Linked DNA regions of Homo sapiens: region 2 is linked to region 1. Evidence: chromatin contacts called from ENCODE Hi-C or POLR2A ChIA-PET data. All regions are on one chromosome and are shown on one strand. Each heading gives the region's core, a stretch centred on a gene start or an enhancer-like site at or near the end of the contact. The rest is flanking DNA. Distances are from core to core; before and after follow the strand shown.

Region 1 (5,097 bases), core at 1,146-3,645:
TTAAGAAGTAGAAATCACTCTGGGCAGGGTGGTGGAGGTCTGTAATCTCAGTACTTTGGGTGGTCAAGAAGGGAGAGATTGCTTGATGCCAGGAATTTGAGACCAGCCTGGGCAACATAGCAAGACTCTGTCTCAACAAAAAAAATTATAAAAATTAGCCAGGTGTGGTGGTGGCGCATGTCTGTAGTCCCAGCTACTCAGGAGGCTGAGGTGGGAGGATGGCTTGAGCCCAGGAGTTCAAGGCTGCAGTGAGCTATGATGGTGCCTCTGCCCCCAGCCTGGATGACAGAGCCAGACTCTGTCTCTAAATTAAAAAAAGAGGAAGTAGAAATCAGCAAGCTTTGAGGGCCCTAAATTTGAGGGAGGGATAGAACATGGTTGAAAATCGGAATATATGACAACAAATCCAGCTTAGGTCCTGACCAATCAGAACAGACCTGCCAAGGAGTAGGGTCCAAGAGACTCCTGCTGGGCCAGGAGACAACACTTTAGCTGTTGGGGGTTGGGAGGTGGAGAAGGGATAGTGTGGCCTTGGCAAGGGGCGTTCTTGAAGGTTGGGACAGGGGCCATTCATTCTTGGGCATGAAGTGGGTATTTCACCACCACCTCAATACCAGCTCTCTATCAGGGTTGTGCCTTTGAGTCATGTCTGAGGCTGTAGCAGGGAGCTGAGGTTTTGTGAGGTTAGGAGGGAAACAAAAGGCTTGTAACTGTGATTTTTCTTTCTTTTTTGAGACAGAGTCTTACTTTGCTGCCCAGGCTGGAGTGCAGTAGTTCGATCTTGGCTCACTGCAAACTCCACCTCCCAAGCTCAAGTGATTCTCCTGCCTCAGCCTCCTGAGTAGCTGGGATTGCAGGTGTGTGCCACCATGCCCAGCTAATTTTTGTGTTTTTAGTAGAGACAGGGTTTCACCATGTTGGCCAGGCTGGTCTTGAACTCCTGACCTCAGGTGATCTGCCCGCCTTGGCCTCCCAAAGTGTTGGGATTACAGATGTGAGCCACTGAGCCTAGCCAGTGATTTTTATTCTCTCTCCATGATGTTCATTTCTAGATGCTCTCCCTTCCTCCTGGAGCTGGCAACCTTTTCTTTATTCTTTCCATTTTAGGTCCTTTAAGTTCAGGACATGGCAGGAGCATGGGCGCATTCCTCTGAGGGGTCCCCAAGTGTGCTTTTAAAAGGCTCTTGAAAGCTCTTCGTTTACTTACATGATTTTTGCATGAGCCCTGCTACTGGTCACCAAAGCCATGAAAAGTTCTTTATCCACCATGGGAATGTCATCACAAAACATGGCTTCCCCAGTGGCATGTTTAAGAGCTGACAGGTGCATGATAGGGTGTCCAACTGGGTCTTGGAGAGGCTGGTGAGGATCCACACTCTACAGGGAAGACAAGAGTTGCCTCAGAAGCCTTTAATTTTCAGAAGTGGCCTGGCCTATCACCAACACTCCTGAGCTAGGATTGAGAAATCGGATGGTCACCCTCGGGTGACAAACACTGGAGTGGGCCAGATGATGAGTGTGACACATTGATGATGCCACTAGAACAGTGAATTGTTATTTCAGTTATGTGGCAATAAATGGCGAAGTAGGTGAAGGGGCACCCCAGCTTCTCCTTCTGGCATTTTCTTTTCCCTGGTGGTGTTCTCAGGGGTCTCGCTGTCCTGCCTCCTCACCTTTCCAATGATCAGTCTGTCCACGGGTACTGTCCTCATGATGATGGGGGGTAAAGTGATACAGTTCCCAAGGTGGGATGCCAAAATCCAAGCCCGAAGCCCAAGTATGGACTTGTTTGGGGCCTCTGGCACAGGGTTTGGGGGATGGCAACAGAGTCCCCCCAGATCCAGAATAAGGTGTCCTGGCTGCCCTTGGGAGTGGCACAAAAACATCACTAGGCTGTAAGGAGGTGGAGATAGTGTTTATTCTGGAGCTCCTCTCAGGGAAGCTCTGTGTGTGTGTGTGTGTGTGTGTGTGTGTGTGCATGTATGTGGAGGTGGGGTGGGAGAGGCGTTGTGCTGTAGCAAGAATCCATAATTTCTAAACTGTCCTGCCAGAACGGTGAGTTAAGTTACTCGCAGGGCATTTGTTTGCTGACTGGAGATTAAACATTTGCAATCAGAGCTGGGGGCTGAACCTTCTGGCTCGGTTGCTCTTCTGAGTAAATATCAAACAAATGCCCAGAGAATATCACTTTGAAGAGACTATAATGATTAGACTGTAGATTAGCTGGACGGTTCAGCCTTGAGCTCATCTAGCAGCAGCTTGGGCCTGACCTCAGATTCCAGCGTCTCCCTGACGCGGACTAAGCAAAGAGCCACGACTAGAATGTCAGACTTGAAACCACAGCTCTGAAAAGCTTGCTCGCTCAGCACAGCTCTAGTTTGCAGGTTTCAGTTAAATCAAACTCACTGACCTGGTACGTTTGGACTCCCTGGGGTATTGTGACTGGGAAATCTTCGAGAGCGCTTAGGAATTGGTCTGAAATTTCAGAATGATGACGGCTGTCCTGAAAGGTGATTCAAAACAATAAAGATAAGCTGGTTAGCTACAGTTAAACTGGGCTTTGGTTTACGTGAAACTGACTTGGCTAATGTATCCAGCATAGTGTGCATAACCAGGATCCATACTGCCTGCCCCGGCTTCATGTTTTATGAATGTTTCTTGTTCCCCTCCTCCCTCCACATAATGAGGACCTGGACTGACTGCTTGGAATCTGATCCTCAAGCCACCCTGAGGAGGCAGAGGCCTGCCAGAGAGTAGGGGTAGAGGCAGGAGGAGAAGCAAGGAAAATGGGCTAGATAAGCCATCCCAGAATAAGCAGGTATCCATTGCACACAAAAGGACTCAAAGCCAGATTGCTTTTCTCAGGAACTCAACTCTCCTGGGAGAGCGGTAGAGGTGGGGAGGGTGCTCTGGGTGTCACTGAAACTTGTCAAGTGTCTTGATTCAGAAATTAAATGGCAGCAAGGATTATCCTGGTGAGTGTGGTTGATGAGGGTCTTCATCTGAGTCTGTGAAAATCAGATACCTTAGAACAGCAGGCTCTTGGGGTGAGCTGTGGTTGGGGAACAGGGAATACAAGGTAGGGTGAGTTGTAATCATGGTCAGGGGAGGGGTGGAGAGAGAGAGAGAAGGAGAGAGAGAGAGAAAGAGAGAGAGATAATATATTTTGCTTTGCTTAGCTTATTCCAAAAGTTTACAATCAGAAGAATCTAGAAAGCTATTTAAACATTAGCATACACATCAGTTTTTGGTGTGTGTGTGTTTTTTTTTTTTTCATACAGGCTCTTGCTCTGTCGCCCAGGCTAGAGTGCAGTGGTACAAACATGGGTCACTGTGGCCCCGACCTCCCAAGCTTAAGAGATCCTTCCACCTCAGCCTCCAAGTAGCTGAGTCTACAGATATGTGCTACCACGGCCAGCTAATTTTTCTATTTCTTATAAAGATGGGGTTTCCCCATGTTCCCCAGACTGGTCTCCAACTACTGGGCCCAAGCCTCCCTTGGCCTCCCAAAGTGCTGGGATTACAGGTGTGAGCCACCATGCCTGGGCAGTTTTGGTTGTTTTGAAAAATAAAATATTATTTTATGTTTTAGATTGATCATAAAATTACAGAAGAGGCAAAATGAATCTCTAGTGCCAGCAAAGTGATTGGTGGTTGCCTGGGCCAGGGGCAAGATGGTGACACAAGGGGGCATAGGATACTCTTTGGGATAATGGAAAATTTGAGGTGGTAGCTACACAGATATACACATTTGTCAACATGCGCTGAATTTAAATAGGTACATTTTATGATGTGTAAATTACACTTCAATAAAGTTGATTTTAAAAGAAAAAACTGGCAGCAGGGACACCACAGTGTTTCAGTGTTCAGGGCACGCAGTCAACATTTGCGGACTGCAGAGAGTCTGGCGCCATGAGCCTCATGTAGCCCCTCAGGGCTGGATTCCAGGAGGAGGGCCGGCTGGGAACTGACGAGGCCTGACTCAGAGCAGGTGACAGGTAACAGCACAGGCTGTGCACGAGACAATTTGCCAAAGTGATGGGAAAGCTGTGAGCTTATGGGTGCAAGGAACACATAAGAGCCAGATGCTATGGGTCAAATTGTGTCTGTTCTAAATATCTGTGTTGAAGTCCCAGCACTCCAGCCCCAGTTCTTCAGAATGTGGCCTTATCCAAATAAGGCAGGGCCTTTACTGCAGAGGTAATCAAGTTAAAATGAGCTACTTAAGATGGGCCTAATCCCATATGACTGATGTCCTTGTGAGAAGGGGAAATTTGGACACACATGTACCCACAGAACTTCATATGAAGACAGATCAGGGTGATGCTTCTAGAAGCCAAGGAGTGCCCAAGATTGCCAGCAAACCAGCAGGAGCTAGGGGAAAGGCAGGGGGCAGAGTCCCCTGCACAGCACTCAGAGGGAACCAGGCCTGCTGACGCCTCCAGAACTGTGAAGGAACATGTTTCTATTGTTCAGGCCAGGCAGGCTGTGCTACTTTGTTTCAGCAGCCCCAGCCAGCGAATACACCAGAGCACCCACAGGCACAGAGACTAGCTTCACCAGCTTCTTCAGTTCCTGCAGAACCTCTAAGTAGAATTTGAAGAGGAAGCTGACGACTAGGGTCCTCATCCTCTTGAATTCCACCCGGCCACCCGGGGCTGAGCCTGGGAGCGAGACTTCATCCAGAAGCAGCCTGCAAGCCTCATCCAGCAACAGCTCATTCCAGCACCTGGGAGGGTTGAAGGCAGGAAGGAATTGGTTAGAGGGCAGTTTCTAGCATGGCATGATATGGGATAGTGACCTTTTAGAGACCCCAGAGTTTCCTTGGAAACTCAGAAATCACCTAATCAAGCTGCTTAGGGAAACCAAGGCCTGGGGAGGCTGCATCGAGTGGCCCAAGGGTCATGGCAGGGTGAGAATGGGACCTGCAACTTAAACATGAACATGTTCCACAGCCAGACATGCTAGAATCAAGAATTAAATAAGCAGTGCAGGCCGGGAATGACGGCTCACGCCTGTAATCCTAGCACTTTGGGAGGCCAAGGCAGCTGGATAGTTTGAGCCCAGTAGTTTGAAACCAGAATGGGCAACATGGTG
Region 2 (4,861 bases), core at 1,104-3,603, 670 kb before region 1:
TAACATTTCCTGGGATATGGGTTAGCTGGCAATGAATAGCCATAGTTTTCTGCTTGTGTGAAAAATAAAATTACTTTTTTTTTGAGAAAGGGTCTCATTCTGTTCCCCAGGCTGGAGTACAGTGACACGATCATGGCTCACTGCAGCCTGAACCTCTTGGGCTCAAGTGATCCTCCCATCTCAGCCTCCTGAGTAGCTTGGACCACAGGCATGTGCAAACCCAGCTAATTTTTTCTTCTTCCTTTTTTTTTTTTTTTTTTTTAATGTAGAGTCAGGGTTTCACTATGTTGCCAAGCTGGTCTTGAACTCCTGGGCTCAAGCAGTCCTTTCACCTTGACCTCCCAAAGTGCTGGGATTACAGGAGTGAGCTACCACGCCTGGCCTATTTCACCTTTTTTGAAAGATGTTTTTCACTGACACATGATTCTAAATTGGCTTTTTGTCCATGTGTTTTAATGATGCTGTTCCATTGTCATCTATCTTGAAATGAATAATTTCATTTCAAGTGAATGAAACTTTAATGTTCTTTTTTTCCTATCTCTCTGCTTTTAGGATTTTCTTCTTTATCACTGGTTTTTAGCAATTTTGCTTTGATGTGGTTTTCTTTGTATTTATACTGCATGGAGTTGAGATTCTTTGAACTATAGACTTACTGTATTAATTAAACTTGGAAGACTTCGGCCACCATTTTTTCAAATATTTTTTCTGTTTCTGCCTCTTCTTTCTTCTGGGACTTCAGACTGCTTGATATGACACAGCCACTGATGTTCTGTTCAGTTTTCTCCCCCCAATCTTTTTTTCTCTGTGCTTCATTTTAGATAATTTCTATTGCTATGCCTTCAAGTTTACTGTTCTTTTCTTCTGGAGAATATCTAATCTGTTTATCTTATCTAGTGAGTCTTTCATTTTAGATACTGTACTCTAGTTCTATTTGGGTTTTTAAAATGCAGGCATATCTTCTGTTTCTCTTTCCATTACGTTCATATTTTCCCCTTAAATCTTTGAGCATATTAAAAATAGAGGATATAAAAAATTGCTGCTTATTAATTCTGTTATTTCTGTCATGACGGGTCTGTTTCTGTTGACTCATTTCCCTCCTGGTTATGGATTACATTTTGTTTATTTTTGCATATCTAGTAATTTTGTATGGACTGGTGAATATTATGAATGTTACATTGTTAGGTGTTTAGGTTTTGTTGTCTTCCTTGGAAAAGTGTTAAAATTTATTTTGGCAAGACTTTAAGTTATTTGCTGATAAGGTTAACCCTTTGAGGCTTGTTTTTCATCTGTAGGTCTACAGATCATACTCTAGACCAAGCTCTAGTGTGCTTGATTCTAGCACTGATTTAATTATCTTACCGGTAGGCATGACTGGGAAAAAATGGACATGAAGGAGACATTTGGAGGATAAAATGGTAGAGAAGGAGTTGTCAAGCCTGGGCAAGAGTAATAAATGGAACATTATCAGAATATGGAAGCAAGGTGGAAGAGCTAGTCTAAAGAATATTTAGCTTAATCTACTAAGCCTGGATTGTACACTTATTTTTAATATTACATTTTGGAAGTAGGGAATTATTCTAGTCTAGAAGAGATGCTAGGGACTAGTATCTCTTGTAATGAATGTCACTTTTGTTCTTCATCTCCACTATACCGTTGAATACCTAATAGTCTGTTTTTAGCTCTGCATGTATTTATAGTCAACTTCTCTTCCTGAGTATTAAAATGACAATCTCTATGTAATATATGTGTGGCAGGAAAAATTTGGATAATCACATGGAACTTGTAATAATAGAATTTGGATATATGTTCAGGTCTCCTATTTAAGAGATCTGTAAGGATTGAGAGCTTATTTAGAACCATATTTAAGGTTTTAAATCTGCCTCATCTCTATCTCATTGTGGTGATCAAGCCACTGCTTCTCCTTCTGGGTGAATAGGGATGTCTGATATTGCCAGCCTCCTTTTATTAAACTTATTAAAATGTCATTGTGAAGTCAAGGTCAAGTCGTAGGAATTTACTCTCTTAAGGATTTGTTTTCTTAACCAGTACTTTGTTGTTCTTTGCCAGAGCTAGAGCATGTTTCATTATACTACCCACAAAGGAAATACCACATCTCTTTAAAAGTGAGAGGGTTGATATGACATCCTGTACTTTCGCTATTTTAAGCCCTAGTATTTTAAGCATGTTAACAGAAATAACTCTCCTTTTTTGTAAACAGCTAAGTTTGGGAGGTGTTAAATGATGGGCAGTACTGGGAACAGGAAGATAGTGGCAGATACATAAAAACACAAAAGCTCAGTTTGTTCAGAGATGGGGGTGGGGGTGTTATAGGTGTGCAAGTGAGAGAGTAGTGATGTAAATAGTATTCAGTGAGTACCTGTGATCTGCCAGATACCCTGGGTGCCTTAATTGCTTATTTTAGTTACTTCTTACTACTGTTGTGTGTGATAAATGATCTTTATTTTACAAATGAGAGAAATTAAGGCTCTGAAAGGATGAATCGTGTGTCTAACAATTAGTAGAGGAGTCAGATTCAGAAGCTACGTCTGATGCCAAAACCCATGATCTTTCTAATATTAAGAGTGAAAAATAGGACAATAAGTAGATTAGACACCTGGAGGAATTAGGAGATATGTAGGACTAATACTGTATGTTGGAGACATGATGTGTAGGAACTTGCTTTCTAGGACAAGTTGTCAGCCTTTGTCCTGTAAATGGCAGATAGCAACAAGAATGGGTACAGTGCTGGATAGGAAGTCGAGACCCAGGTCTGGTGGTTCTAGTGTCCTCGGCAAGTTACCCATCTTTAAGTCTCAGTTTCCTTATCTAGGAGGCAGGATTGGATGGTTTCCGAAAGTGTCTTCTACCTTTAATACTCTGTAATTATTTAGATACTATAGCAACCTTATTTTAGCAGTCTTGATTTGATCTCTAGGTGTAAAAACTCAATAGTAATACAGTAATAAAAATAGCTGACAATAGGTCTTTCAGTCTTTTCCCCCCTCCCTTAGTCTTCGTCCCCAATCCCTCCCCTCCCTATCCCTTTCCCTCCTCCAGCTGCCACGTGTGAAGGCAGAGCAGGAACAGCCTGTGTTTAGGGGGGTGGGGAAAAAGAGGCCCAGTTCTGCCCCTCCTGGAAGGAGAGGGAAAAGGTAACTATAACTACCCAATATTGCAGCCATGGAGTCCATGTTTAATAAATTGAAGAGTACTGTTACAGAAGTAACAGCTGATGTCACTAGTGCTGTAATGAGAAATCCTGTCACTAGAGAATTTGATGTTGGTCAGCACATTGCCAGTGGTGGCAGTGGGCTAGCTTGGAAGATTTTTAATGGCACAAAAAAGTCAACAAAGCAGTGGCTGTTTTTGTCTTTGATAAAAAATGATTGACAAATATCAAAAATTTGAAAAGGATCAAATAATTGATTCTCTAAAATGAGGAGTCCAACACTTAACTCGACTTCAACACCCTCGACTTCTTACTGTCCAGCATTCTTTAGAAGAATCCAGGGATTGCTTGGTGTTGTGTACAGAACCAGTTTTTTGCCAGTTTAGCCAGTGTTCTTGGTAACTGGGAAAATCTCCCTTTCCCTATATCTCCAGACATTAAGGATTATAAACTTTATGATGTAGAAACCAAATGTGGTTTGCTTCAGGTTTCTAAAGGATTGTCATTCTTGCATAGCAGTGTGAAAATGGTACATGGAAATATTACTCCTGAAAATACAATTTTGAATAAAAGTGGAGCCTGGAAAATAATGGGTTTTGATTGTTGTGTATCATCAACCAATCCTTCTGAACAAGAGCCTAAATTTCCTTGTAAAGAATGGGACCCAAATTTACCTTCATTGTGTCTTCCAAATCCTGAATATTTGCCTCCTGAATACATACTTTATGTGAGCTGTGAAACAGTCAGTGATATATATTCTTTAGGAACTGTTATGTATGCTGTATTTAATAAAAGGAAACATATATTTGAAGGCAATAAGCAAGACATTTATAAGAGTTTCAGTAGGCAGTTGGATCAGTTGAGTTATTTAGGATCTAGTTCACTTATAAATATACCTGAGGAAGTTCGTGAACATGTAAGGCTACTGTTAAATGTAACTCCAACTGTAAGACCAGATGCAGATCAAATGACAAAGATTCCCTTCTTTGATGATGTTGGTGCAGTAACACTGCAATATTTTGATACCTTATTCCAAAGAGATAATCTTCAGAAATCACAGTTTTTCAACGGACTGCCAAAGGTTCTACTGCCCAAGCATGTCATTGTACAGAGAATTTTGATTTGACTTCAGAATTTGTAAACCCTGACATGGTACCTTTTGTTTTGCCCAGTGTTCTACTGATCGTTGAGGAATGCACCAAAGAAGAATATGTCACATTAATTCCACCTGAACTTGGCCCTGTGTTTAAGCAGCAGGAGCCAATCCAGATTTTGTTAATTTTCCTACAAAAAATGGATTTGCTACTAACCAAAACCCCTCCCAATGAGATAAAGAACAGTGTTCTACCCATGGTTTACAGAGCACTAGAAGCTCCTTCCATTCAATACCAGGAGCTCTGTCTAAACATCATTCCAACCTTTGCAAATCTTATAGACTACCCATCATGAAACATACTTTGATACCAAGAATTAAAAATGCCTGTCTACAAATGTCTTCCCTTGCTGTTCCTGTAAATTCATTAGTGTGCTTAGGAAAGATTTTGGAATACTTGGATAAGTGGTTGGTACTTGATGGTATCCTACCCTTCTTACAACAAATTCCATCCAAAGAGTCTGCAGTCCTCATGGGTATTTTAGGCATTTACAAATGTACTTTTACTCATAAGTTGGGAATCACCAAAGAGCAGCTGA

The links. Hi-C counts contacts between places; a loop is a spot of excess contacts on that map. ChIA-PET counts read pairs that join two places held with the same protein, here RNA polymerase II (POLR2A).
Region 2: a map of breast epithelium shows a loop between it and region 1 (22-fold over the local background). The contact joins two enhancer-like sites. A Hi-C loop is called at or near these places in 1 of 168 maps with a recorded cell type or tissue (breast epithelium). POLR2A ChIA-PET finds 5 or more read pairs at or near these places in 1 of 52 experiments (activated T-cell).

What each region holds. Positions count from the first base shown.
Region 1 is chr2:200,745,354-200,750,450 of GRCh38, reverse strand. It overlaps the pseudogene AOX3P-AOX2P and the pseudogene AOX2P. Among named protein-coding and RNA genes, the nearest start is that of LINC01792, 13 kb to the right of the region's middle. Within about 2 kb of position 2,395, at least 6 of the 41 ENCODE cell types and tissues checked have a DNase peak (open chromatin) inside an H3K27ac peak, as active enhancers do.
Region 2 is chr2:201,411,628-201,416,488 of GRCh38, reverse strand. The region is part of intron 2 of TRAK2 (trafficking kinesin protein 2); the gene reads left to right. It also overlaps the pseudogene SCYL2P1. Among named protein-coding and RNA genes, the nearest start is that of TRAK2, 37 kb to the left of the region's middle. Within about 2 kb of position 2,353, at least 5 of the 41 ENCODE cell types and tissues checked have a DNase peak (open chromatin) inside an H3K27ac peak, as active enhancers do.